Linked DNA regions of Homo sapiens: region 2 is linked to region 1. Evidence: chromatin loops called from intact Hi-C (ENCODE). Cell type or tissue: OCI-LY7. All regions are shown on one strand. Each heading gives the region's core, and the rest is flanking DNA. Links, peaks and the distances in the headings are about the cores only. Region 1 has its middle 14 kb from the start of CHST15. Region 2 has its middle 130 kb from the start of CHST15.

Evidence for each region. A loop is a pair of places that touch in the nucleus more often than their neighbours do. Peaks named below come from ENCODE experiments on the same cell type or tissue, not always from the same donor. Only the 100,000 strongest peaks of a DNase experiment are listed, where the experiment ranks them.
Region 2: a loop joins it to region 1, with 2.8 times the contacts of the local background. A loop is called at or near these places in 7 of 110 quality-filtered maps.

The regions. Positions count from the first base shown.
Region 1 is chr10:124,100,524-124,115,587 of GRCh38, forward strand. No RefSeq gene overlaps it. Among named protein-coding and RNA genes, the nearest start is that of CHST15, 14 kb to the left of the region's middle. RefSeq lists an enhancer at 6,024-6,293. In OCI-LY7, for the core only: no CTCF peak of the experiment used is centred there; DNase peaks (open chromatin) are centred at 4,658, 5,278 and 6,158; H3K4me3 peaks cover 3,489 bases; H3K27ac peaks cover 3,968 bases.
Region 2 is chr10:124,212,509-124,227,572 of GRCh38, forward strand. No RefSeq gene overlaps it. Among named protein-coding and RNA genes, the nearest start is that of CHST15, 130 kb to the left of the region's middle. RefSeq lists enhancers at 8,975-9,074, 9,085-9,264. In OCI-LY7, for the core only: CTCF peaks have their summits at 5,971 (motif pointing left) and 6,172; DNase peaks (open chromatin) are centred at 5,983, 9,323 and 10,043; H3K4me3 peaks cover 739 bases.

The sequences.
Region 1 (15,064 bases), core at 2,316-10,315:
CTAAGGAGTCCTGGCCCACAAGTCTCTGCCTGAGTCCGACTCTGAAGGCAGGAGGGGGCCGGCATCCCAGGTGAAAGACAGTGGGGCAGAGAGAGAGAGGACTCTTTCTTACTCAGCCCTATGTTCTATTAAGGCCCTTATTGAATTAGAGGAGACCCGCCCTCCCTGGGGAGGGCAGTCTGCTTTGCTCCGTCTACCAATGCAAATATTAATTTCATCCCAAAACACTCTGATGTGGTTTGGCTGTGTCCCTACACAAATCTCATCTTGAATTGTAGTTCCCATAATCCCCATGTGTTCTGGGAGGAACCTGGTGGGAGGTGATTGAATCACAGGGGCCGTTACCCTGGTACTGTTCTCATGATAGTGAGTGAGTTCTCATGAAATCTGATGGTTTTATAAGGGGCTTTCCCCAACCTTCACTCAGCATTTCTCCTTTTTGTCACCATGTGAAGAAGGGCATGTTTGCTTCCCCTTCCACCATGATTGTAAGTTTCCTGAGGCCTCCCCAGCCATGCTGAACTGTGAGTCCATTAAACCTTTTTTCTTTTTAGATTACCCAGTCTCTGGTAATGTCTTTATTAGCAGCGTGAGAATGGACTAATACATACCCCAACAGACAGGCCCAGAAAAAAATGTTTGACCAGATATCTGGGCACCCCATGGCCCAGCCAAGTTGACACAAAAATTAACCATCCCAGGGGTCATTTAAAATTCGGCCTACCTCACCCTTTGTGTTAGGAGTTCCAACCAGCTAGCTTGTCCCACTTCTTCAGGAAATATTTTCTGAGCAGGCTCCAGGGACATCACACATGAGCCTCCAGGACTCCCACCCACCCTTGGGAGGCCCACGGTCTGAAAGGCTACAGACAGGGAAGAACCAGGTGCCATGTGCACGTCAGGGCTGGGGCAGGTGGCTGCCCCCCATCAGGTGCAAGTTCTTGTGCACTCAGTGAGAAGCCAGCCCAGGCAAGTGTTCCCAGCCACATCACTCCAGGCCATGCTCAGGGATTTGCTTTACACAGGGACTCCCTGTGCAATGACTGACTCACCATGTTCTTTTGATATAGTCACACAGAAGCAGTTGACACTGAAATATACACAGGTGGAGTTCTATGGTGGCTGGGAGTTGCTTCAATAATGGGCTGTGGGATGAGCTGGGGGTGTCAAAAAATGAGACCAGCCAAGGTCATTGAGGCTGGCTGGTGGCATGCTGGCATTCATCCCTATTTCTGGTCTATATTTGGAAACATTCATTAAAAAAGGGTTTTAAAAATGCATTTTAAATGACAATTTTTGTCTTCATCACAAAGGAAAAACCACCATCATTTACCATAAAAAAAATCACAAAGTAAATACAATGAAAAGAAAACAAAGGTTACTCAACTCCAGCTAGGTACTAATGAGTCCTTTTTCCTTGTTAACAGGAATATGAGTGAGTGCCAGAGTTTAGGGCCCAGGGTCCAGCAGGCTTTCTCACAGGGATCAGTTTTTAAGAACATGCATCAGTTTTATTTTTATCTTTCTGATTTTAAGAAAGCTGATAACAAAATGCCCTTCTTAGTCTGTGGCCGTGCTGTCTTTAGTGCTAGATGTTTGCATCGCCTAGGATCCCCTGTGGTCTGGGTGAGCCCTGTCTGGGCACACTGCATGTGTGCAGGGGGAAGAGGAATGCAGGTGGGAGAGGGGCCAGAGGATGGAGAGAGCACCAGAAGCAGCCAGGGAGAAACTACTCCGGCAAGGGAAGCTTGGGCTCAGAGATGGCCTCTGAGGCCCCTCCTCCCACCTCAGGACTGGACCTTCTTCTCTGGGTCCCACTTGCAATCCCCCTGCCCTTAAGACTCAAGACCTGGAAGCACTGTTCATGCTCCCCACCCTCTGCCCCAAGCTTGCTCTGGGAAAGGGCCCAAGGGCCCTCCATACCCTGGTTCCAGCATCCAGTGAAAACCCTGCCCCTCCCGCCATCCCCAGGTCTAAGAGGGTACTACTTTGTTGTCTGCTAAGCCTCTTATGTCCTGAGCATTTGAGGAGGTTGAGGTGTCGTGTTCTGAGCCCAGACACAGCTCAGGGGCCTACACCTGTGGGCCACATCCCTGAAACCCTGAGGGAGGCCAGCTTCACAGCTGGTCCCTCCATCCAGAGTTGGGCTTTGGGCCTTCTGGTCCCTGGTGAAGCCAGCCCTCCTGGCCTCTTGGCCTCTCTGAGTCCAGGTCTCCAGCCCACCCCAGTCTCCAAGGACAGGGGCTGAGCAAGGATACAGCAAACTACTGGCTGTGCTGAAGCCACAGGGGAAGGATGGGAGTAGAAGCTGATCCCCCTCAAAGAGCACAGGGTCTAGGGGCAGTGAGTGTTCTTCTGACCTCACTGCAAGGGACAGGGCAAGAGAATGCTCATCCCACAGTGACCTTGTGCCCGGCACTATACTAGGGCATGCCTGTTAGCTCAGGCAAAGACACCGCAGCCTGCCACCTGCCCTGTTCTGGCTTCTCTTAGATAGTGTAGAGCATGGTTGGGCAGTCCTGACCTACCCAGGCGAGGGGGGCTGGGAAATGAATGAGAGGACCTGAGGTGGCCAACAGGGAACGGGTCTTCAGCACGGTGGAGCACACCAGCCCATCCAAGGAAGCAGCTATGTCTCAGCTCCCGCTGGATGGAGGACGGGAGTCTGAAATTTGAACATTATTGTGAAATAGCCCAATTTAAAAAATAAATCTTGGATGGGCAACTAAATCAGAAAAAATAATTGTACAACACAGTGAGAACCAATGCCATCAGATTGCAGGAGAGTCCCACAGGCCATCACTTTGCAACCTCTGGGGTGATAAACACCAGCGGCTGAGTCTGTGGCTCTGCACCAATGGCTTCCAGGTGCTCCAGCTAAGCTGAGCCTGCAAGGGTTTGAGTAGGACTGAGAGGACACTGCCCCGTCTACAAGCTCATGCAGTTGGCAAAATGCACACAGCTTTGCAGGAGTTGGGATGGGACTCATTGGCCCTTGAATCAGTGCCCTGTTCAGAGTACCATCCAACCCAGAAATGGGCCAGATGCTGTCTGAGAATCCCACCCCAGCAGACTAGAACCAAACTGGAACCCAGGGGTCTCCTCCAGGATCCTAAGGGCCACCTGTCACCTTGCTCCAGATTTGCATGTTTTTGCTCCAGCAGCATATGCCAACAAGGACTGCAAACATTTTCAGATGACAGTGTCACAATTACAATCCTTGGGGCGGTTTGCTATTTCCTGTTTTCTCCTTTTATTCCCAAGCCAGGCCAGGCTCTATCACGGGAGGGGGTAGAGGGGTGATGGAGCTGAGACTAGGACAAAACAGAGGTGGAGCAGGGCCTACAGATGGGGCACAACTCACAGTGGACACCACCTTTGATGGTGGACACCACCTTTGATGGTGTCCCTGCTGCCTGGGGCCACCTGCCTCTAAACATGGCATCACAATGACTTCTCGCTTTGGAACAGAGTTTGCAAAGGCTCCAAGGCTGGTGTTATATTGTCCCCTAATGTGGCCTTCAGGTCTCTCCTAGGAGAGCAGCTATAAGCTCTAGCCCTGCCCTGACAGCGCTGCAGGGGAGGTGGTTGTGTACCTTTCATGGGATGCTTCTTTGCCCTGGGGAACGGCTTGATTGAGGCCTAAGTGTCTGACCCATGACCAGGTGTCCCTGTCCTTTGTGCTGGCAGATGCCCTTGTGACTCTTGCCTGACTTGTGTCCAGTTTATTCCTACCAGGACAGCCACTCTCTAGGACAGCACTGAGCAAAAGGGAAGGTAGATTTGGGTGTGTCAGTCAAGTGAGACACAGAGGAGGTAACTCAGCAAAACACATGAAATAACAGAACCAGGTGTTATTACTTACAGGTCCCAGAGAGAAGAGGGCAGCATGCCTCAGGGCCAGCGGGCAGCAGGGAGCTGTCTGGGGCACACAGGCTCCACCAGCACGTCGGGAGCAGGGCCGGGGGGACCCATGGGCCAGAACCTTTACTGGGGTCCAGGGCCTTATCTAAGCAGGTTTCCCATGGGAGTTATAGCTGGTGGGTTTAGAGCAAGCAGGCACACGTTCCATGGGGTTGCTGTGGTAGAGAGGGGGTCGCTGCGGCATATCTGCTCAGTCCATGCAGTCTGGACGTCAGTGGGGTGAATCGAGTAGGCTGTACCCAGCTGTCCCATAGGTGGTGGGGGACATGGTCACCAGGAGGCCTGGTATAAGGCAGAGGTCTGGATCAAACACATTGAGGAACTGGGAGGAGCCAGAGAAGTGGAAACTGTCAGGTGGGTCCAAGCTCTACCTCTGGTCTGAGAAAGTTAAATTTATATTCAAAATGGATGCTGGGGCAACATAAAATTCTAAGAATTCAGTCCAGGTGGAGACTCTGATCAGGGGCTACCCCCTCACTATCCCCATGCCTCTGGGGATATCTGGCCTCTGGTTGGGCCCCGGGTGGTGGCAATTTTCCAGGAGGCAGGAGCCCAGCCTCTGAGAAGTGAAGGAGTGGAGAAGGACATCTCCTGGACCACAGAGGCCCCCAGGCACTGCACCATGTGTAGGGCTGGCTTCTGTCCTTCCAGAGTGGGAAGCCCCATTGTCTTTACCAAGATGAGGAGGCCGTGCCCAGTCGTCCTCCGAGCCAGGTACTTGTCTGCCTCCTGCAGGTGCCCAACAGGGGCTGTGTTGGAGTCGAAGCTGAAAGTCACCCTCTGGCCCCATCTGCTAATTATCTGCCTCCCCCAGGCTGGGCTTCTATAAGTCCTGGGAGTGGAGCACCAATCTCTTCCCAGCAGGGAGCACATCTGAACCAGCCTTCCAGCAGGCCTTCCCCATGCCTCCAAGGCACTCAGAACTCAGAAGCCGATTCCTTCAGGATCTGCCTCAAAAGCAGCCGAGGGGGGCTTCTCTCTCCCCACAGGAACCACTGAGGCTAACACCGTCATCCCACCTCTTGTCCTCAGGCCAAACAAAGTTGTTACTTCCCTGGCTGCGATCAGGGTCTACAGCTGCCTCCTCAGTAGGAGTGGCTGTAAAAACAATTATTTCTTCTTTCATCTCAGTCAGAAAACTAAGCCGATAGTTGAAGAGGCAAAGAATCAAATATTAATAGAAATGGCTGTGTAATTCTTATTTGGAATATTAATTATGTGAAGGGAAAGACAGACGAGTTCTTTTCTGTGAAGTCCTAGTGAAGGAGCTCTCCCCAGTCTCATCAAAAAGCCTAATACAAATAAACAAGGTCCCAAGGCTGAACAGGACCTGCCCCAGGCAAAGTGCTGCAGTAGCAACACACCAAAAATAATCATGCCGTAAGTATCTCTGTGCAAACGCACTTATATTCATGCAGTTCTTTGGGCCCTGGTACCTATCTCTTAAAGGTTCGTGTAGGAAATATTAATGCCCCATTTTATAAGTGAAACAATAAGCTCAGAAAGGGGAAACCTCTTACCCAGGGACTCACAGCCGATAAGTCATAACTGTATCAGGAAGGATTGAAATCCGAGTCCAGCGCTCTCCCTGCTAAAGCCCCTTAACTTCGAAAATCTTAATCTCACAGCATCCCTGGGTCTACACCTTATTCGAACCATTCTATAGAAAAGGAAACTTGTATTTGAGAGACAGCATTGCTTTTGACCCCTTCCCAAATCCCCCGTAGCATCCGTCCACCCACCCATTCCCCGCTGTAGCTTCCCAGCACCCTAGGAGCCTAACCCATGTTTCTCAGGATCAGAACCCATGGGGTTGGTGCATCCGTGTGTGTTTTGCAGTCCTCAGGCTTTCCAGCTCAGTATTTAAAAAATATCAACACACCAAAATCACAGAACACAAGGTTTCCGCACCTTGGCAAATTCCCTGCTGACTCAGCCAGGCTGGGAGGGAGCCAAGTGTGGTAACTTCTCCGGCCTTGTGTGAGAAATATTTATTGTTGAATAGTCCTCTGTTTAATAAAAGGCACTCAGGCCTCTCGGTGAGGCAGAGAGGCTCCAGCAAGCACGACTCTATTTCCCAAGCCTGCCACTTTCCACTGGGATTATTCAGGGGTAGCTTCATCCTCACTTGTCCAGTAGAGCTTGTGTTTTCCCTCTGCAGAGCACAGGGTGTGGCCATGATTTACCTAAGTCAGAACAGGTTTTTCGGTTTCCATTTTCACCCTATTTTGGTTTTGCTTAGCGAACTAGGCAAATGACTTAACTCCTCTGCACTTCTGTTTACCCATCTGTGAAATGGCTAGAATGTAATGTAGACGCTGCTTGATTTGTAAAGAGCTAGCCTCTGATTCACCTCCAGATAACCTGATTCTTCCCAGAAGTGAGAGGCGAGGGCTTGTGTTTGGGGCTGAGGGGGCTCCTTCCTGGAGGCTGAACGGGTGGGTCTGTGTTGACTTGAAAGGAGCGTTTGAAATAAATGCCAGAATGCAACAGAGAAAATGGCAAAGGACTTCAGGGCACAGGAAAACTACCTCCACTGTTCAATAATGCACGAAGCTTTTTATGATGCTTATGAGAACAGCTCCTGTCTGCAGAGGAGAGGCCGACAGAGCCAGTTTCAGAACAGAGTGTTCATAATATATTGGATTCCAAATCCCAACGACCAAAGACCAGGGGGGTTAATCATGTTTCAATTACCTCCACAATTGCAAAGCATGATATTTATGTGATGTGCCCTGGCCATCTCTGTGTTAAAAGCATCCTTCCACTGGCCATAACGAGCACCTTCATGTCTGCCCCCTCCGGCCCACCCCTGCCTGTCCTGGGATTACTTATGTTCAGACTGGGAATTGATCACTGGCTTCCGAGCTTCTGTTGCCAGGATAACACACGGGGCTTTTTAATCTGTCAGGCTCCCCTTTGTTCTTTGGGGACTGGCTGCTGAGCAGTGCCCAGCAGGGGTCAGAGGCAGAAGGGTGGTGGGTGCTTTGCAGGGTGTGAGGGGAGGTGGCCAGGGCACCTGGTGTTCAGCAGGTTGATGACTCTGGCCCAGGTCTCTCTGAGCCCTCTAATGCTGTATCCTGCTGCCTGTTGGGGCAATCCATCAAGAAGCCCATCATCTTTCCCCAAAGCTGCCCTAGTCTCCCTGATCGCAAGCTCAGTGAATGACAGTCGCCCAAGTGAGGAGTCTGGGAATTGCCCCGTCCCAAGCTGGATTCCACTGTTGATAGCTTAAGGCCCTTCCTCTTCCTCCCCTGCTGTGTTGCCATAGCCCCAGTTCAGGAGTCCATCCCCCATGTGTAGATCTCTGCAACAGCCTCCCAAAAGGTCTCTGTGTCCTATACGCTCCGCTGCCTTCATTTCATTGTAGCCAGAGCTCTCCAGCCCGGCCCAGCCCAGCCCGACCCACTGTCTCATCCTTGCCACCAAGCAGCGCCCCCCCGCCTTCCTTGCCATCACCCTGAAGGCACCCGGAGGACTGATGGCTCCCAGATGCCCTTCTGCCTCTTGTCCCAGCTCCCCCAGCCTGGAAGCCCCCTGGCTCCACCCTCTGAGTGGTGCACATTTACTGCTGGTCGAGTATCCATGTGCTTCCCCGCATTTCCCAGCCCCTCTGCAATGATGCGGGGCCACGTGGCGAGTCCTGATCCAGGGACGGAGAGCAGGATGGTCAGTGTCATTTCCAGCTGAGGCCCAGAGGAGCAGGCGGAGATCCCCAAGTGCTGTCTCCCTCAGGATGAGACCAGGGACCTCCAAGGGCAAAGCAGCCACGGTCCCTGAGTCACTGCAAAGACACCTGGATGCCAAGTACGCATACGTGGACTGCTATGCCTACGTGGACTGCTATGCCTGGTGAAGCCCAGCTCAGTCACTCCTCTAGGAGCCCCCAGCTAAACTCAAGTCCAAGCAGTGCTTCCATAGTATCCTGTGATCTCCCTGAGGGAAGGAGCTTTGTGTCTGATAGAGTTTGGGTGTTTGTCCCCTACAAATCTCATGTTGAATTGTGATCCCCGATATTGGAAGTGGGGGCTGGTGGGAAGTGTTCAGGTCACGGGGGCAGATCCCTCATGAATGGCTTGGTGCCATCCACCAGAGTAACGAGCGAGTTTTCATGAGAGCTGGTTGTTAAAAAAAAAATAACCTGGCATCTCCTCCCCTCTCTCTTGCTCCCCTCTCACTCCGTGACATGCCAGCTCCCCTTCGCCTTCCTCCATGAGCAGAAGCTCTTTGAGGTCCTCACCAGGAGCAGATCCTGGACCCATGCTTCTCGTATAGCCTGCAGAATGATGCAGAACTATGAGCCAATCACACCACTTTTCTTTATAAATTACCCAGCCTCAGGTATTCCTTTATAGCAATGCAAAATGGACTAATACAGTCATTGCCGCCATCACTGCCTACCATGTTCTGAGCTCTGTCTAAATGCTTTACACATCTCATCTAATCCCAATAGTCGCCCTCTGAGGTCTATACTATTCCCATTTTGCCAACCCAGAAACTGAGTTCTCGCAGGTTAAGTGGCTTGTTTAGCCACCCCGCTACTGAGGGACAGCCTGTCCAAGCCCACATGCTTTCCACATCAGTATGTACAGCCAGCACTTAGCACAGGGGTGCCCACGGTGGGTGCCTGGTGAAGTTCGTTGAATGAATACCTAAAAGATGCTCCACCTTCCGACCTTCCTTTTACGCAGTGGAGCCTGGGGCTGGGCGAGTGGGGGGGGGTTTCCCAATGGGCACTGGGGACAAATGGCAAGTTGTGCCCAGGAAGGTACATCCAGGGCAGGTGACTCCAGACATTTTCCCTCAACTCAAGTTGCAGGTTACTTTTGTGATGGGGTCTTTGTTTCCTTTCTTTGTTCAAAAGGAAACCAAAGAAGGATGGGCTGGCCACAGCCCCCATCGCTTGCTTCCACCCTGACACTCATCTGAAGGCTGTGGTTTGGCCTCAGGACCTCTGGCAGCAGCGCCCATGTGACTGCCCCTGCCCCTCACCACCTCTGTTTGGGGGAGGGAGGACGAGATGTCTGAGCTGGGCCTGAGGCAGTGGGTGGGGCGCTGGGAGGCAGGATGAAGAGGGGAGCTTGCAGGGGCTCTGGCAGCCTCTGCTCTGGTGACACATCCAGCACAAAGAACCATTAGGCCAATTGTCTTCCTTCCTGGGCAAAAGAAAAGCACAGCCAAGGTGACAAGTGAGAAGGCTGTTTGAGAGTCCCCAGGGAGTTGGGGGTGGGTGGACGGTCAGCTCCGGGAGGTGGTTTGGGTGGAAGGAGGAGGGCTGCAAGGTGAGCAGACAGTTTGGAGTTTGTCCTTCCATGACTGGTGGCATGGTGTCAAGCTCTGGGCAGAAGAGAGGGACTCTGCCTTCCATGGGCATGGGTTTGTCGGCATGGCTGTACCCAATTGACCAGTCACTGGGCCTCGGGAACCCACTGAAGGTAGTTGTTTGTCTTTTTCTGCTCTGCCTGGCCTGCCTGAAGGCCCACTGAGACAGCCTGTGGGGTTTGAATTCACTCTTCATGATCAGCTTCTCCTGGGGATTAGAAAATCCACAGCCTAAAGCCATCTCCTGCCCCACCCACCTCCACCATCTGCAGGAAGGAGACAGTGGAAGAGAGAGAGAGCCCCTCTTTTCCCTTGGGATACTGTCATGTTTGTGTCTAGCTGTGATGCCCAGAGCAGCTGCACCTCACCTCCACCCTGAAGATGCAGCCAATGGGCAGAGCTCATGGGATCCAGGAGAAGTGAAGTCAGAGCTTTGACATCCTGTCTGGAGCATGACCTGCCAGGATTTCTGGGCTGTGAGATGACAAATGTCCTTAAGTCTTAGATTAGTTTGAGTTGAGACCTTCTATTGCTTATAACAACATCATCCTAAGGATGTTTTTGGGAGTCTGGGTCTTATCCTGGGGCAATGGAGAATAGATAATGAATGCTGGTGGATGGATGGATGGATGGATGGATGGATGGATGGATGGATGGATCAATGGATGAATGGATCAATGGATGGGTGGGTGGATGGATGGATGGATGGATGGATGGATGGATGGATGGATGGATGATGGTCACTTCCTGGTCAAAAAATATGAGGCTGCTATAAAGGAAATGGATTGTCAGGAGGAGGCTTCGGGAGCCAGAAGCAGGAAGGATTGGAATCTAGTAGGAGTTAGGGGCCTACCAGTCCATGCCAGCCCCACCTTTGCAAAGAACATTCACCAGAGATGGGAAGCCCCCCCATGGAGCAGTCAGCCCATCCAGCTGCTGAGATGGCGCCATGACCTAGAGGGACATCAGGCATCCCGTGCAACACGGCTCCCACTGTTGTTGTCATGCCGACATGAGTAAAACTCTGCAGAGACGCAACATGCATTGTCTCTCCACCCACAGAGACAAGCGGAGTGTCCGTGTGTCTGACTGTGTCAGCACAGTCATTAAAAAGCATGTTTCATTGAAAACACAACCACATAATCACAGCCATCACCTCCTATTCCCTTTAATAAATGAAGAAGTAAATCTCAGACCTAAAGCCCAAGAAATGTCAGTGTGGGGACTTGGGAGAAGAAAACAGATCACAAAATTAGGGCATTTACTCTCCTGTATGATTGCTACTCCGATAAGCCACCCTGCCCGAGGCAGCCACCTTGTTTATCCTAAATGCTCATTAACTGTTGGGTCATGGACAACAGATGCTCAGGGTGCTTACGGGACATTGGTGTGGAGCTCATCTGAAATCTCTTGGGAGACCCTGTTGGGGCAGGAACGGGGAATCACACTTGGTTGGGCTTATATCACAGCTCTGTCATTTCCCGCCTGGATGATCTTGAGGTGGTCTCTCCTCGGCAAGTGTAACATGGCGGTTTGAGGGGGTCTTTTTTGTAAGGGTTAGGTCCATGTCAGGGAGAGCGGAGGAGCTGGGTTCCCTGGAGGAATTGAAAGCAGGGAGTTCAGTTGGGAGGGAGGGAGGGTATAATGTGTAGGTGACAGAAGGGCTGGCTTTTTCATGTTTTCTCACCACAATTTTTAGCCTCCTAAAATTTTATTCTCTGCCATAGATTCAATATTACATTGTTGGGTTCTGCTTAAACAGGTTATTTATCAGTCATCTGCAAAATGAGACCCACCGAGGCCTATCTCAGTTGTGAAAGTCCAATGAAGCACTTTCTGTGTTGGCCGGAGCTGAGCCACACCCCTCCCTAATCCACCTTATCACAAACCAAAATTGTCAGTGCCCTGATGGATTCACAGGCTTCCTCCAATTTCACCAGCACCCTCAGGTTCAGCTGGCCAGGGACACCCTCACGGTTCACCTCTGACTTCACACTCTTTGAGCCCCGTATGTCCCCTGCCCTTATGTAAGGGTCAGGGAAGGAGTGGGGAGGTGAGGAGCTTCAGCAGAGGTGCTTATATGGTCATTTTTCCATCAGCTTTCAAAACTCCCATGGTGTCTCCAAGACAGCAGCCTATGTGGCCAGCATTAGGATGAACCCAAAGTATTGGGTATTCACCCTGTGGAGTTTCCACAAGAGGATGGAAAAAGACAGAAAGTACATAAATGATGTCGGTTCCAATGAATCCACATATCTGAGAAGCTGGTGCAAAAGATGCCTCTGTTCTAGATCATTCTCTGCATCTCCTCTCTGACCTGATTGACCTAGAGTCCCCCTTACCCTGTTGTATATGTGGGGGTCTGAGATCGACTGCCCCTAATAGCAGAGGAAAAACCTTCCCAGGCCATTGATGGACATTATTCAAGAGTCCATCTCATAATTCCTGCAGGCTTGAGAGCAGAACATTGGTGTGAGCTCAGGAAAAGTCAGGGGATAAGAGATAGAGGGAGTAGAATTCAACAATAAACTTTCTACACGGCCTCCTCTCAGCCCCATCCAGGGGGGAGGGCTGGCAAGAGCTGGATAGGATGTCAGGCACCGTGCCAAGCAGGGAAACTGAGGCAGAGGCCAGCCCTGGGACTGGGCCTGCAGAGCAGAGGGAAGGGAAGACACCATCAAGTGCTCCAGAGGGTCTCCTGGGATGATGTCACGTTCACTGGCTCTGGAGGACTTCCAGGACATACTACCTAGTGGCAAGACTAGCATCTTATATCCTTAGGTTCCCATCATGGGCCCCAGCAACTCTGGTCGGGATGCTCAGGGGAAGGTGGCGACCAATGTTCCAAAGAACTCAAACATCATTCACCTGCTTCCCACTGGGCAGGCTATTCTATGAATACTCCTAGCACTGGGAACATGACATGCGGAGGGAGGGCCCGAGAGAGCCGTATAGATGACTGTGTCTTTTTAAAGACTGTGTCTAAAGAACTGTGTGGGCAGGGGCTTCTGAAGAAGATGGAAATGGAAATGTCCATTTCTGGTTTTGAAAGTACCAGAAATGAATAGCCTCCTGAAGACGGAAGAAGGCTCTGCTGGCTAATATTGATTATCTTTGGGGCCAGAAGTTGTTTTGCAGTTGTTGCTGATTGAAAGGTTTTCTATTAATTCCTACTGGCAGGCAGAATAAGAAATATCGAACACCTAATTGCCTTTGAATTAACGACACCCCCACATGTAATATCTTAACCAATGCACCACGCAATCGATGCTTTGCCGAACTAGGCAGGTTCGGAAGGCGATGGCAGTGCAGCCCCGGGCGGGGGCAGGGGAGCACTAAAGCACCGGGCAGTGGGCTCAATGCAGCGCCTCCTGCTCATTTTTGGCCATCAATAAAGTTGGTGGGCAGGAAGCCCCTCCCATCAGGGCCCTAGAAAACAGAGATGGGAGCACTTTGCTGGAGCGAGCTGTGGGCAAAGAATGGAGCACTGAACTAGGAGTCAGAGATGTGCATCCGAGGCTGCCTCCACCCTCATCCTACCCTCATCCTACCCCATGTGACCCCCTATGTCTCTGTCCCCTTGGCTGCAAAGTGAGACTCACTGAGAACCACCTCATTTGTGAAAATCCAGTGAAATAACTCATTGCTGTACATGAAAGCATTCTGTAATCTATGAATGCATCTACTCATTCATTTAAAAATGTTTATTGTCAGGGTGCAGTGGCTCACGCCCGTAATCCCAGCACTTTGGGAGGCCGAGGCAAGTGAATCACCTGAGGTTAGGAGTTCAAGACCAGCCTGGCCAACATGGTGAAACCCCACCTCTATTAATAATACAAAAATTAGCCAAGTGTGGTGGTGCATGCCTGTAATCCCAGCTACTCAGGAGGCTGAGGGAGGAGAATTGCTTGAACCCGCAAGTCGGAGGTTGCAGTGAGCCGAGATTGCACCATTGCACTCTAGCCTGGGCGACAAGAGCAAAACTTCGTCTCTCTCTCTCTCTCTCTCTATAGAGAGAGACAGAAAAGATAGGCAGGAAGCCAGGAAAGAAGGCAAGCAGGAAGAGAGGAAAGAAAGAAGGAAGGAAGGGAGGAAGGGAGGGAGGGAGGGAGAGACGGAAGGAAGGAGATAACTCTGTGATGATGCTGGAATGTACATGTCTCAGTGAGCAGTGACAGATGAATAGCCCTTTCTAAAGACCCCTTAAAGACACAAAATGGTAGGTAGCAGAGAGAGAGAGAGAGAGACGGAGTTTTGCTCTTGTCACCCAGGCTAGAGTGCAATGGTGCAATCTAATATATATATATTATTTATATATATTATTTATGTATATTATTTAATGTATATTAAATCTAAATATATATATTTAGCCCTAGTACATCAGCACTGTTCTGGGTATTAAGCTTACAGTCATGAGTAAACCAGACTGAATCCTTGCCCTTAGAGAGATTGGCTTCTAGTAGGGAGGCAGGTGATGAGACGAATAAGTAAAATGTGTAGCACTTCAGTGGCAAAAAAATATAAAGAGAAAACATACATCAGGGAAGGAGAAATAAAAGGATAAGAGGACAGAAATTGGAGACGGTGAGTAGAGACCAGGTTCTCCAAGAGTTTAGCTGTGAAGGGAAGGAACTGAGTGGGTTAGAGTTGGAAGGCAGGTGGGGTCATGGGAGGGGTTTACGTTTACAAGGAGAAAGTATGGCATGTTCGGGTTTTGATGGGAATGAACCCATGAAGAAAGAAACCTCCTTGAAGGAGGAGGAGGGGGAAATTTCTAGAACAGTGTCCTTTAGAGCAGGAAAGAGAAGATGGGATCTGGCACCAGGGATTGACCTTAGCTGGACACAGAGATGGTTTGTCCACAGTAATAGGAGAGAAGATCATGAGGGCCAACAGGCTGGTGGGTGGGGCGCTTACGGACATTCTTGGGTTGCTTTAATTTTCTCGTTAAAGTAGGTACAAGGCCTTCAGTGTTGAGCGGAGATGGGGCAGAGGCCCTGGGGCTTGCAGGGACAGGAGAGTGAACATATGGCCAGCTGTGTGTGGTCCTGGTCCAGCACCCCAAGGCAGACCAGGCACTGTGGCTGTGTCTTCCTTCAGCCACATTTGGTTTCCAGAGTGCAGGCCAGGGTAGGTAGCCGAAAGGTAGATTCAAGAGGGGTGTAGTTGACCCAGAAAGCACAAAAAAGCAAAAGGGGCTGGGGCGTGGAAGAGGATGTGAGGCAGTGGTCATAATGACAGCCCAGGGAATTCAAGCTGGGTGAGGATGGGGTGGGGAACAGTGAGAAGGACCAAGGGACAGAACCTCCTGATGGGTCAGTGGATCGTTGGATGGGAATAAACCTAGGCAGGGGGTGGTTGTTCAAATACCAGTTGTGGCTCTGGTTTGGGCAAATCTTCACTCAAGTATTTGCTGGGCTTTCCTATGAGGCCAACATTCCCCTAAGCACAATCAGGTGAGGAGATCATGGTTGGGTGGATGGGTAGATGGATGGCAACCCCCTCCAGGCTCCTATGGTCCCTTTAGAAGAAGACACTTTGGGGTACTTTTCAAATCACTCACCTTCCTGGAGCTTCTGACAAATAGTGCTGCAGGGACTACTCACATGTTTACACACAGCAGGCCCTGTTCTAAGCCCTGTGCATAGATTGTCCTTCTTAATTCTAACAAGATAATAAGGGAGAATTAATACCATTCTCCAGTCACATGGGCATGGCTGGGGAGGTTAAGTAATTTGCTCCCAGCCACAGAGGTGGCCTCAGAGCTGGACATGTGCCCAGGCAGTCTGACTCCAGGCTCTTAACCACTCCCCAGTAC
Region 2 (15,064 bases), core at 4,522-12,521, 110 kb after region 1:
TTTTTTTTTTTTTTTTTTTGAGATAGTCTCTCTCTGTCGCCCAGGCTGGAGTGCAGTGGTGCTATCTTGGCTCACTGCAACCTCTGCCTCCCGGGCTCAAGCAATTCTCCTGCCTCAGCCTCCCAAGTAGCTGGGAATACAGGCGCCCACCATCGCGCCTGGCTAATTTTTGTACTTTTAGTAGAGACAGGGTTTCGCCATGTTGACCAAGCTGGTCTTGAACTCCTGACCTCAGGTGATCCACCAGCCTCTGAAAGTGCTGGGATTACAGGTATGAACCATCGTGCCCGGCCCTTCCTCTGCCTTTCTCTTCTACTCAGTTCTTCAACGGATCAGCTGACACCCACTCGCACTGGAGAGGGCAGTCAACTTCACTGAGGCCACTGATTCCAGTGCTGAGCTCAGCCTGAAACACCCACAACAGACACACCCAGAAATAATGCTTAGCCAAATACCGGGGCAGTCTGTGACCCGGCCACATTAACACATAAACTTAACCATCCCAGGCCAGGCACCGTGGCTCACGCCTGTAATCCCAGGACTTTGGGAGGCCAAGGCAGGAGGATCACATGAAGCCAGGAGTTCAAGACCAGCCTGGCCGACATGGTGAAACTCCATCTCTACTAAAAATACAAAAACTAGGTGGGTCTGGTGGCACATGCCTGTAATTCCAGCTACTCAGGAGACTGAGGCAGGAGAATCATTTGAACCTGGGAGACAAAGCTTGCAGTGAGCTGAGATCCCACCACTGCACTCCAGCCTGGGTGACAGAGTGAGACTCTGTCTCAAAAAAAAAAAATTTTTAATAAAATAAATAAATAAATAAACCATCACAGTCCTCAAGGCACAGAACATTTGACCTCTAAAAGTCTCAGTGATCTGGAAGGCCAGCCCTCATTTCACAGGGCAAGAGGGTGAGCTTTGGAGAGGGGGACACCGGGCCCCAGATGTCCTTAGCTCCTGGCCAGCACCAGTTGGTCTCACCTGCCTGGCTATTCATTCCAGAGTGGATGCACAATGGCAGGAGTTCTGGTCTCTGGTCCAGTACTTACGATGCAGCCCCAGGTGGGTGACAACTTCTTGGAGCCTTAGTTTTTGCATCATCAATGTGAGAATAGTAACAGTTCCTCTTTCATAGAATTGTAGGGAGGATTAATACATGGGACTCATCTATGAAAAGGCCTCCACATGGTGCCTGAGGCAAGGAAGTGCTCAAATAAATGTTAGACATTCCTTAAGATTGATGTAACACGCCACAGAGAACTTCAAAAATACTACCAGGAACCATGATTTTAATTTATAAGGCTTTCTAACCCACAAATACAGCTAGTCTCTTCCCCCCATAAAATTCATACAATTTTCTGAAAATTTCAAGATTGATGGTACCCTTGATCAAAGTGTCACCCAAGGCAGCCATCAAAATCCAGCCCATCCTGTCTATTTCAACCTGGGCTGATAGCCGGCAGCAAGATCATGTGATTTGTTGGCAAGGGCCCTGGAGGGTCCATAAAGCAGGGGAGGCTGGGCAGAAAGATCTGTTTAATTCCCACTTTCCAAGGGGTTGTTATTCAACTCACCCTCCTCCCTTCCATCCAAGAGTAAATCAAAAGCTGCCATCATTGGCTTCCATAGATCAGCGGCCGGCACTCTGCACCCGCCCTCACCTCTGTCCCATGGTACTCCACACCCAGGAAGCAGCAGGCAAGTTTAATTAGTCCTCGAAGCTGTTCCTCGTTAACAATCCATCCCCTCCTGGTTCCCAAACACCTTGAGATCTGTCTCCATTAAAGTCTGGGAGGAATGACCCCAGTTTGAGGTTCACGCTCATTAGTTGCTGAGACCAGCTGGTGGTGAGCTGCTGGCTGTGAGATGAGACCTGTGGTTGGCTGTGAAATTAATGAATTTTTCTTCCTTAACCTCCTGAGCCTGCATAGTCTACCCCCGGCCAGTAAACAATCAAAGGCCCAAAGGACACGTTATTGCAATAAACACCCAGGGTGTTCTAGTTAATAAAGTATCATGAATTCTGCATTTTATTCAGAGGAACACATTTTTAAAAATACACTGAACAATAAAGCGACACAGAACAGAACTGTATCTTTCTGGAGAAGTCCGGAGGCTAAGCTGTACATCTCAGGGCCTCAGCAGCGAAATCCTCAATTGAGTCCAGGCAGAGCAGGAAGAGGAGGGTTAACCAGGACTGCTGAGATTGAGGGTGCTACAGCACTGCACTGGCTGAACACACTCTCCAGTTGTTTTGTAACTGGTGGGCATAGCCAAGTTTCCCCAGACAGCACAAAGCCCCCAGTCTGCAGAGAGAGACCATGGGTGGCGTAGGGGTTCTCAGAGTGGCCCCCGCGCTGGTGACTTCAGTGGGAGCTTTGTCTGAGATGGGGGGACATGAGGCCAACCCAACCGGGCTAATGGAGGCCAAGAGAAGAACAAGAAGGAAATTCATTTATTAAGGACCAGTTCGCACTGTAAGACATTAATCCTTCCCTTTTTAAATTCATTCCTTACCTGACTTCCCTAATAAAGATAAAGTGTTCACTTCCTTGGGTACTTAATCTATGTCAGACCCTAGGGTAAGCATTTTACATATTTCTTCCCCAAAGCCTCATGGCGAGCCCTGTGGATTTGCTGCCTGGAAGGCATCCACAACCGCCTTCCCTGGCCTTCCTCTGCTAAAGACTCTAAGGGGTCCATTGTCCAGATGTTGTTGAAATTGGGGTGATCATCCATCATGATTCTGGCCAAGAAGATGTAAGCCAAAGGCCCTAGGGAAGTCCCCCCTCCTTCCTGAGCAGAGTTGCTTATTCTTCTTTCTAACTGGAACATAGATGAGATGCTGGAAGTAGAGCAGTCATTTTGAGGCCATGAGGCAGCATGAGGACAGACCCAACATGCTAAAAATGGTGGACGGGGAAAAGACAGAAGGAGTCTGAGCCCTGTGGGGAAGACCTGATGGGCCATTGCAAGAACCCCAGACCTGCTGCTCTGGATTTCTCGCTAGGTGAATGTTTTAAAATAAACTTCACACCTATGCCAGCTGAGTGTTCTGTTACCCCTAGTGAAAAGCAGTTTTTGTTTTTGTTTTTTTGGGTTTTTTTTCTTTTTTTTTTTTTGAGATGGAGTCTCTCTCTGTCACCCAGTGGAGTGCAGTGACATGATCCCAGCTTACGGCAATCTCCACCTTCCGCGCTCAAGTGATTCTTCGACCTCAGCCTCCCAAGCAGCCGGGACTGAGGCACACGCCACCACACTCGGCTAATTTTTGTATTTTTAGTAGAGATGGGGTTTCGCCATGTTGGCCAAGCTGATCTCAAACTCCCGGCCTCAAGTGATCCACTTGCCTCGGCCTCCCAAAGTGCTGGGATTACAGGCGTGAGCCACCAAGCCCATGTGAAAAGCATTTCTAACCAATACATTCCCACTCTCTAGATGCGGCAAGTCAAATCGGTGGGGTGACTGCTGAAGGCCACCTGGGAGCGAGCGGTAGGACTAGGATTCACTGTGACTGTGCACTTCTTGTCACTCGGTCCTCCCTGCCATCATCCAGTGCCCCAGCAAGGAATCACATGCATACAATTTGCAAGTGTTTTTGATTGTCACATATCTCGAATGCATTAACTCAGAAACAAGGCTCGAACAATCCATGTATATAACTGACAGCTATAATTAAAGCTATTGATAATATTAATCTTAATAATAGCTAACCTATCTCATTTAACCTGACAACAACCCTATGAGGTCATTGCTTCTCACCAGGGGAAACTGAGGCACAGAGTGGGTAAGTAACTTTCCCAAGATCTCACAGCCAGTGAATAAGCCGAGTTTCAAACCCAGGCTGCCTGGCCCCGAGGCCCCCATGCTAACCACTGCCAGTGTGGGCAGGAGCAGATCTCAATAGCTTATGGTGCACGGCTCCCTTTGAATGTCCCAGATGAAACCACCTGCCCCGCCACCCCTCCCCAGGATGCCCAGGGTTCTATCTGTCCCCCTACACTCCTGCCAGCGAGGCACAGAGGCAGGAAGGGTGCAGAGGCTGCTGGACCATCTTTGGTCCCTTGCTGGGCTCTTTTCCTGAGGCTGACAGGCGGCCTTCTCATTTTGTTTGCCCTTCCCTTATTCATCCTGAGCAAGCCTGTTTGCCAGACTGACTTCTCCAAAGTTGGGACCACAACAAGAACAGACAACACATTGATGCAAAGTCTACAGAGGTTTTATTTCACTCCAAAACAGAAAAACCAGAGTCCCCTTCCCTCTCTCTTGTTCTTTCTCTCCTCTTCCCTCCCCCTTCCATTGCATCTTTAATATGCTATCCCATTGCATCTTTAAAAAGCTACTTCTGCAGGGCCACCCATTTATGCGACCTGGAGCTGGGAGGGCACTGGCCACCATCTGATCCAAGTTCCTCTTGGCGGCCATGAGCCACGTGACCTCAGACGAGTCGCCTCCTGCCTCACTTTCCTCAACAAGAAACTTCTTTCCATGAAACAGAAAACAAATAGATCGAAAAGCCAGCAGGGAAGGGTCCGAGGGAAGCCAAAGGGGAAGTGCAGCCAGGAAAACACAGCCAACTCCCCACCCGCAGCAAGTTGCTGGATTCAGAGTGTCAGCCAGGGTCCCTTTCCAATCTCACAGTTGAAGAGCGAGCAGTCCAGGAACCAGTCAGGCACTGCCCTCTGTCACCACTGACTGTGGACCTCTCATTGGGGAGCAAGTGGTGCCGCGCTCATCAGCACAGACTCGCAGCCATGCTGCCCACGTTCAGACACTTAGCACTTCCTCTCGTAGCTGAGATGCCTCGGCCCATGGTGCTGCCTCTCTGCCTCAGTTGCCCCTTCTGTGAAATGAGAATCCAAACAGTACCTGTCCCTGCAGGTTGGGAGGACCCATGGAGAGGACACATGTAAATGCATTTGAACGCTGATATGCACACAAACGTTCCCAACAGATGGTTAGTATTTGTGTTGGTTTTAGTGGAGGATCTTTGAGATATAGGCACTGCTTACAATCTTATCAGGGGAAGGAAACAGGAACACTCTCAATGCTAACAAGAGGAAGAAGGGAGAAATCGCCATGCCCACTTTGTAAAGATGGAAGCTGGGACTCAGAGAGGTTGAGTTGCCCAAGGTCACACAGCTAACAACACAACTGCGACTCAGACCACGTCTTCTGACTTGGGTACCCTGTTCACACTCACTTGGACAGAGCTGAGCACCAGGGCCCAGGGCTTCTGGCTGCCTCTGAGAGAACCACCCAGGTCCTAAGGACTCAGCCCAAAGCTCAAGGAAAGATGACAGGTTTTCCAGGAACCTCACAGTGGAGTTCTCTGCCCCACACTGGTCCCTTCTAGAGCTCCTAGGTTGGTCTTAGTGAAGGTGGCTCAAGGTGGCTTCAATGGTCTCATCACTCTCAGAGGACAGTCAAGGAGGTAATGATGTGAGATTGGCCCCTGAGAGGGGAAAGCTCTGAGTTCCTACTCTAGAAGCCCTAGCCTCCTCCCCTCCCTGGTATGTTTTGGCAACTTGGGAAACAGATGTGGGTTATGCAACCTCTGCCATCCCCACAGCCTGTTCTCTATAACATAACAGGTGCCCTTTGTGGTAGAGGAACACTTCTGACACAAGGTTCCAACTCTGCTGCCTGAGGATATGGAATGAGACAGCTGACCTGCATCAGGTCAGGGCTGATCCAGGGGAAGCAGACTGGAGCCGTGAGGAGTGACAGCCTTCAACAGTGGCATGTCCTACCCCAGCTGTGTTTCTGCCACCCTCCTCTATCCATGAGAAAGCACCATCATTTATGCCTGTCTGCAGCCAGGGCAATTTTTCAAGCTTTACTCTTTTTGTTTTATTACAATAGAATTTTCTTGGATTTCCAAATATAAGATCATGTTTCAGTGTTAACTGACTGGTTCATGGAACACCTGTCCCAGCTCCCTGACTCCCAGGTCCCAACACACATTTGAGCTGCACATCGCCACCCAGAGGCTAACTCGCTGCCATGAGCAGGTGGCCCAGAATGTGATGCGGCCCCCACAGACCTGTGCAATGCTGCATGGAATGCCGGAGGGCCAGGGGCAGGCTCAGCCTTGCTGAGGAGCCCACACTGTTTCTAATACATGTCTCAGCCAGAACCAGCGCCCAGCATGCCACAGAAGGCGCCTTTCTGAACTCGTAAAAAACAGTCTGACATGCGCTGGCTGAAGGCGCCAAAAGAAATGGGTGCCAGCCCATTTCCGAGGATTTGGCTTCCAATATGCATCCGAGACACAGACACAGCATGTGGAGTGGTGTCTGAGCACCACGCCAGGCCCACAGGGAGCCAGGAAGCGCCCACCCCACAGGGCTGCCTACCTGCCACCCACCACTGCAGCGGGCTTGCAGACTGCATGGTCAGCCTGCTTCTCCCCGCATTCTGACCCCTCTCAGCTTCCTTGACTCAAGGATTCTTCCTCTGGGGGCCAATCTCACATCTCTACCTCCTTGACTGACCTCTGAGAGCAATGAGACCATCCAAGCCACGTTGAGCCTCCTTTCCCAGGACCAACGTTCAGAATCGAACGGTAAGGAGCTAGCAGTGTCCACTGCGATCGGGGGCAATGCGCTATGCCAGCGTGAGCTCTGCTGTCCTCACAACAGTCACAATCACCAGTTGTGATTGCACCTGTTTTCAGAAATGCCAACTGAAGCTTAGTGAGATTTCAGAAGTCTGTCCCGAATGCCCCCCGCACCAGCCCCAGCACGCCGTCTTGAACATGGGGAGCATGCAATAGACATCTGAGGAAGGAATGTCAAGTGGACCCCTGGTGTGTCTACCCCGAGCAGAAGCAGCTGCAAGAAGAGGAGAAGGGGGTCTTCCCAGACATGCAGGGACATCAGAACAACATGTGAGCCAGGCAGGTGCCACAGCCCTGAGAGCATAGAGCTGGGGGATATTCAGGAGGAGGTGTTTGGTTGCAAATGAAAAAAACCCAAATCAGTTACCTCGGCCAAAAAGGGGGGCCCTTCATAAGCTACTATAAAGGGCGGCCTAGGGAGTGCATCCCAGGCACTGCTGGATCCAGGGTCTGAAGTGACTGATGCCCGGAGCCACCCTTCTGTCTGTTGATGCCTCATTCTCTGCTCCTTGACCCTCCTACGGGGACAGGCTCTGTTCCTGTACCAGGAACTTGCTGGCCTGTGGGCCCTTAGTCTCATCTTCCATCCCACGTACCTAGTCACAACACACCGCCCCATTGGTGCCGGCTAGTATGCCCTGAACCAGAACAGGGGGAGGAGGGCAGTCTTTGACCAGGATGGTGCCATGCGATGATCCTGTGGCCAAGTGGGCACTTTGACCTTTGCTCCCTCCTCCTGCATCCTTCCAGTCAGTGGCCACCCAATTTCTGCCCAGGGACCCTTCTGTCCTCCTCCCTGTCCCCCTCTGGGACGCCTGCTCCTTCTCTCTGCCCCTCCTCCACTCTTTCTCCCCCGCCATCTCCCTGCCTTACAGAAATTGCTATTTCCTTATGCATCAACTCAAACAACACCAATTATGACTTCACCCAGGAAAACAGTACTGGATGGAACCCGTGGCCGCTCGTGATGGTAGAAGCTGCGATTAGTAGTTTGATATGGACGAAAAGTGATTTAAGAAGCAAATCTCTGCTGTAAGATTCTAAATGCAAAAAAAAAAAAAATTGATCCCTATGAAAATAATTTCAGCAAAATGGAAATGGAAACATCAGGAATGGCTTAACTGCGCTGTATAGAAAATTGATAGAGGGATTACATCAGCTTAATGGGGTCCCCGCTGGAATTCTGATACTTTCTAGATGAAAACTCATCACTGTTGGGTAATTCTGGTTAAAATGCTGACATTCAAAATGACTTTGGGGTCAAAATATCCACAGAAGCAAAAGAGTTAGGTCAAATGTCCCAATCTCTGACCAAGGAGTTAAGGTTTTATACTTAGTAGCCCCAACAGAAGTAGGGGATGAGATGAAGCAGTGTCCCTAAAGACAAAGTGGAGGAGGTGGGAATAATTCCAGAAAAACAGTGGAGAGAAGGAGCTGGATTACAGACACAAATGCTGAGCTTCCCGCCTGACTCCCTGCTGAGGCATGGGTGCCTCTCGGTCCCTGCAGGCTCGATCCCTGCAGATCTCTGCAGATCGTATCCATGATGGGGAAGGCCCCCTTCCGCCCTCTGCCAGCCCTGCACCCAGCTTCTGCAGCCCAGGGGCTCCCACCTACCACGTGGTGGCCTGAAGCCCCCACCAAAGTCCCAGCAGCCTCATGCCAAACTGACTTCTGTGAGTCCCAAACACAAACAGAAAGCAAAAGTGCTTAGCAAGTGCTATTTTTTCTAAATGACATTTATTGTTTTTGTTTTTCTAACCACAATATAGTGTAGTCTGAGGCAGAAGCTTTGGAAGAGGCAGAAAAGAGAAGGAAAAGTATCCACTCCAGCCCCCTGCTCATGGAGGAGCGCCGCTGACCACGTGGAGCCTGGCACCTGCGCATCTGGAAGGAAGGGCAGGCCCCGGAACCTGCGGTCATAATCGTGCCTGTGGGAGAGCCCAGCCAAGGAGAGGGCTCCCTTCCAGCTCCTTGCCAGGACACACAGCCCTAAGTGTGTCCTGGGCTGCTCAGAGCTGCCATTCCCACCTGTGACGTAGGGGCCACATGCTGGCTTCAGGAGGGCGGTGAAGACCTGGGGCTGCGGAGACGAATGGAGCCCCCCACAGTGGTTCTCCAGCATAACCTTCTGAGCTTCATTCTCCCCATGGGGAAAATCAGAGTAACCATCCCACAGGGCTGCTGGGAGGTGAAATGAGCGATTTCCAGGCCTGTGTTTGTGTCCTCCTGGCAAGCACCCTATCAGGCCAGGATGCTTGTCATTTCCACTTTACAGATAAAGGAAATGAGGCCGGGGGCATAAGTTATCCCTGACCAAGACCTCACGGCTAGGAAGTAATAGGACTGGGACTCACACCTCAGCTTGTGAGAGCCTGGAGCTCTCTTAACCATGTGGCTACCCAGTGGGAGGGAGAGGAGGAGGCTTCCCTCACTGAGGAGAGAGGAACCACATGGCCCTATCACCAACCAAGTCACTCTCTGGGGACCATGGCATTCCCTCTCGAGGAGCCCCCAAAGTCAGCAGCGCTTCATTCATCCTTCCATACATTCTAACTTCCAAGTCTCCAGAAAGAACGAGATGAGTCATTTCTGACCAGGGAAACCTAACAGTTAAAAAGGGGCCTGTTTCTCTTCCAGTTTCCAGGTGCGAGGGTCAGAGGATGTGGTCAGAAAGGACTTTTTTAAAAAGTATTCTACGTGTCACTGGTTACCGCACACTGCCAGGGCTGCACGTTGAGTCGGATGTCCACACCTACATGGTCCCCTAGGACTCCTCCCAAAACACAAGGGGCCCCTGGGCCCCTGGCCAGAGCCCCCCGTCGCCCAGCCCCTCACTCCCCAGGCTGCACAAACATTTGTCTTTCCAAATCAGGAAGCTGCCCTCCGCCGCCTTTCAGAAGCAAAGTAAAAACAGCTGCTATTTTTGAAAGGGTATTTTTGTAAAACAATCTCTGGTTTCCTTCAGGAATTTCAACCCCAGAGCCCCCTTGGTGATGTGGTTTCTGTAGGAGTGAACATACATCCGACCGCGCAGGCAGGGGGACTGCCGCTCGCTGTCCCCTCCACCTCTCCGCCGAGGCATGCCCGGTGTCCAGCAACCCTCACAGCCCCAGTCATCCACTCAAGTCCATTTTCACCAGCATCTCTTAGCCCCTGCTTTCTGTCAGAAGATGCAGGGACTCCAAGATACAGAGAAGTGGGTCTCTGCCCCTCAGGGGCTCACAGCCCAGGACAGACACACAGATCAGCATCTGCGATGCACCGCGGTCTCTTGTATATTTCATGCAGCCTCTCACGCCTTGTCTGTCGGGGTCCCTGCACACTGGGCACCACAACCAAGCCTTGAGGAGGAGTTGGCCCAGTTCCAGCAGCCCTCAGGCTGCTCACAGTCCAGTGGGGAGGCCTGAGCGTAGGGCCAGGTGGCCCAGGGAAGGGGGGGATTCACAGATTCACCCTGTGTAGGGCCCAAAGGGAAGCCTCATGGGGTCAGGGTATTTGCATGAATGGACGCAGCTGAGTTCACCAGGCGTCCAGGCAAGGAAACAGCAGGACAGAAAACATCAAGAGCTCTGGGCAGTTTAGCTTGTCTGGGAGTGGGGGCAGTGGGCCCAAGGCGTGTTGGTGGGAATTACCGAGGACGCCATTTGAAAAGGGTAAGTATTGCCCTCCCTCCCACTGCTGGAGGCGCTTGGAGGCTTCCACCTTGAGCTCCGTAGTCAGGAGACCTCAGCATCTTGTGAGGCATGAGCTGTAACAGGGAGTGTGTTCAGGGCGCCGCCCCCCAAGCCCCAGGCAGCCAGGATTTGCCCATTTTCAGAGCTTCATCATAGCAACTCCTAAACATACTGAGTGCTTAATTTATGCAAAGCACTGTTCCAAGCTCATAAGTCACAGAGCTGGGATTCAAGCCCAGGGAGCCCATTACCTGAGCCTGTATCAATAACCCAGGCAGGCCTTGCAGGGGGTTCAGGGAGCTCCTGAGAGTGACTTTCAGGCAGCTCGCTGTCCTGGCCAGAGCTAGTCCATCCCATCCCAGCCTCGGATGAAGAGCAAACCCTGAGGCAAGAGAGGATTGGGGGAGATTGACGACGATGCAGCTGGCTGCCAGCAACATCCCTGGCACCTAACATGCATTAAAGCTCATTATGTGCCAGGTTTCGTGCGAAACCTTGTAACTGCATTAGCACATTTATCCCTCAATCCTATGAGGTGAGAACCACTTTATCCCCATTTTACAGTGGAGGGAACGGAAGCCAAAAGCAATTAGGTTTCCTGCCTGGAGTCACAAAGCAGTCAAGGCTGGGCCAGGAGTCCAACCCAGGTGGTGTGACAGGCAGTCCGGACACTCTCCCGGCCACTTGGGCATCCTTGCACAGCTGAAGAGCCTGGACAGTAAGGGGAGGTACCACGCAAGGGCAGTGATGACAGGGCACAGCATAACCCTGCACCCCCTTACCCAGGCCTCTTTATAGATGCCCAGATTTGGGGCAGAACTGCCTGGCTGACTTTCCTGCATCAGTGACATTTGACACCTGACCTGGGAGGTTTTGAAGTGAGGAAAACTGATGACACATTTCTGCACATTCCCACTGTTCAATGCCAGCCGAGAACACTCTTGAGAAGTACAAGGGGTTTGGCTAAATCTCCTGCCTGGAATGGGACAAGAGCAGGTAAGAGGCAGCCCCCCTGTACACAGAAGCATCGGCAGGCAGGGTCATACGCATTCCCAGCAGGTTGTGCAGAGGTAGGCTCCTGGGTCAGCGGGAGGAACCCAAACACTGGTGATGACAAGGGCATGCCCAGGCCTTCCTGTGCACTTCCGAGAGCCAGGGCCTGGAGATGGGAACATGTAAGCCAGGCCATGAAGCACTGAGAAGTCTGTTTAACTAAAGTGGGCAGGGATGCTCAAGGACCCACCAGGAGATGGAAGGGGCTGCGGTCAAAGGCCCTGACGCTGGAGGTTTTCAGTCTCACCCCCTCCTTTCTGGCAGTAGAGGAATTCTGAGTGTTTCCCATCTCTTCCACCTCCTCATTTGCTGCTGTTTTCCAACCCTTACTTTAAATTCCCCACCAACATACACATGCACACACAAACACACAGCTTCTAGAGCCCCATCTCCATATATCAAGTGAAAAGAGTGATTTTCATGGGTAAACCTTGTTTCCCAAGGATGCAGCCTGGCCCTTGGTCAATGTGAGGGGAACTTAACCAGCTCCTCCAAGACTGAGATTTGGCTTCGAGTTCAGCATGGAGCCGGGACCCCCAGGGCTGGTCAGTGAAAGTGAGTGGAGCTGAATACCAACAGGGCTGGGGTGGAGTGGGTCCAGGGCCCACGCCACAGCCCTGGCTCTTTCCACGCTGCGGTGGCCACCTCAGCCCCAGCCTGTGTCTGGGATGCTGTCGAAGTAGCGAAGTGCTTCATGCACCAGCATCAGGTGGCCGTGATCAGGCTATGGGTTTAACGCAGCATGAAGATGGGTGGGGAATGGGATCACCTCTCTCTGCCTGCATCCCCCAGACCCTGGAGTCTGCTCCACAGAAGGCAGAAGCTGAGTGAGTGAGCTGGGAGGCCCGGGAAGCATATCTCCAGTGCCATTCCCAGTCTGGGCACCAGCCTCCTCTGCGCCCTGCGGGCTACGGGCCAGCCCCTGGGCTCCAGCCTCCCACGTACGATGCCTATTTGGAAGTGAACCAGGATAGAATTTCTAAGGGTTGAGCCACCTTCCTGGGATCACTTGCTGAGTCAGATGCTGCCAGAACCACAGAATGTCCCCAAAATTCACAAGACACCCATATCCTTTCTCAGGGCACCGGCTCATTTATGTGCAGGCTGAAGCTATTTGGTTTGTTCTAAAAAGCGTGGCACCAGCAGCTTCAGTTAAAGAGATCGCAAACTTTGCAGACACAAACAACTTGAAAAATAGGTCAAATCCTGTTTTGTACATTCACAGGGCTGCCTTTTCCAGCGTTTCTCCCTAAAATCAAATCAGCAGTGTATGTAAATGAGTTGAGAGAATTCATTACGTTAATTTATCTAATTTTGGAGGCAAACCTGAAACAAACAGCGCCTCACTTTCTAACACTCAGGCCCTCATAGAATATTGATTCCTGAGTTTTACTGGCCTTGCACGAAGGCCTTTTTATAGCCCCAAAGGAATGAGATCATCAGTTTCCTCAGGCATACAAATGTCCTGCTCAGAGGCCCTGAGACAGCATTCTCCAAGGTCATTTCAAGGGATGGCTGGCATGGTAGACCACCCAAAGCTCAGATTTGGGAGTCTATGGGACGTGCATGCAGAAGCACTGTGCCTGGGGCCACCGATCCCAGCAAGATCAACAGCTGCGAATGGCAAGTGGTCCCAGCAGAGGTGGCGGTGAGGTCCATATTATTTCAGGATCCTGGCAGTGTTCATGGTAGTAAGCTGTGGAATTAAGAATATTTCCAGGGCCAAGGCTGCCAGCAACAGAGCTGTGTTCATGGCAGAAAGAAGCCCAGACAAACAGTGATGGCTTCATCACCTCCTGCCTCTCAGTGGGCCAGTGTGATGTCCTCAGAATGATACATTTCACTGTGAAGAACCCCAAATTCCCATGTGACCCCGGAGCCAGCCGTTTTAGCAGACTAACCATGATTTTCATCCAGTTTTGTGAACAGTGATTGCCACTGCTGGCCAGTCCCTCAAGGCAGCCAAGTAGGTGCAGGACTGTATTTTATATTTGGAAGAACACAAGGAGCTCTGTCTGACCCCAAATGTCTCTTTGCTGCCTGTTGGTAGCTGGGGCCAAGGGTCTCCTGCAGCTAGGATCACAGGCCTTCAAGATGGGTGCAAGGCAGAGCACACAGAGCTCAGGGCACGCGGTGGACTGCTTTGCAGTCCTTGCTCTGCCTCGGAATACCGTGTGGAATATTGTGTACAATACCGTGTGGAATGCCATGTGGAATATTGTGTGGAATACCGTGTGAAATACCATGTGGAATATTTTGTGGGATACCGTGTGGAATATTGTACGGAATAACATGTGGAATAATGTGTGGAATAATGTGTGGAATACTGTGTGGATACCATGTGGAATAACGTGTGGAATACGGTGTGCAACACAGTGTGGAATACCATGTGGGATATTGCGTGGAATACCGTGTGGAATACAGTGTGGAACATTGTGTGGAATACTGTGAGGAATATAGTGTGGAATACTATGTGGAATATTGTGTGGAATACCATGCGGAACACTGTGTGGAATAACGTGGGGAATATTGTGTGGGATACCATGTGGAATAACGTGTAGAATATGGCGTGGAACACAGTGTGGAATACCACGTGGAACATTGTGTGGAATACTGTGTGGAATACAGTGTGGAATACTTTGTGGAATACCGTGTGGAATATTGTGTGAAATACCATGTGGAATATTCTTTGGAACACTGTCTGGAATACCATGTGGAATACCCAGTGGAATATTGTGTGAAATACTGTGCAGAATATCGTGTGGAATACCGTGTGGAATACTGAGTGGAATACCATGTGGAATACCGTATGGAATACCATGTGCAGTACCGTGTGGAATACTGTGTGGAATACCATGTGAAATATCGTGTGGAATACTGTGTGGAATAACATGTGGAATACTGTATGGAATACCGTGTGGAATACCATGTGGAATATTGGGTGGAATACCGTGTGGAATACCAGGTGGAATGCCGTGTGGAATACCATGTGGGATACCATATGAAATATCGTATGGAATACCCTGTGGAATATTGTGTGGAATACCACATGGAATATTGTGTGGAATACATTATGGAATATTGTGTGGAATACCATCTGGAATACCATGTCAAATACCGTGTGGAATATTGTGTGGAATATCATGTGGAATATTGAATGGAATACCGGGGGGAATACCATGTGGAATACCATATGGGATACTGTGTGGAATACCATGTGGAATATTGGGTGGAATACCATGTGGAATATTGTGTGGAATACCGTGTGGAATACTATGTGGAATACCATGTGGAATATCGTGTGGAATATCATGTGGAATATTGTGTGGAATACCTTGTGGAATAGTGAGTGGAATACCATGTGGAATACTGTGAATAATATATTATTGAATATTGTATGGAATATTGTGTGGAATACAGTGTGGAATACTGTGTGCAATATTGTGTGGAATTCTGCATGGAATATTGTGTGGAATACCGTGTGGAATATTGTGTGGGATACTGTGTGGAATAACGTGTGGAATATTGTGTGGAACACCATGTGGAATATCGTGTGGAATATTGTGTGGAATACCATTTGGAATACGGTGTGAAATATTGTGTGGAATACCTTGTGGAATACCATGTGGAATACCATATGGGATACTGTGTGGAATACTGTGTGGAATATTGGGTGGAATACCATGTGGAATACTGTGTGGAATATTTT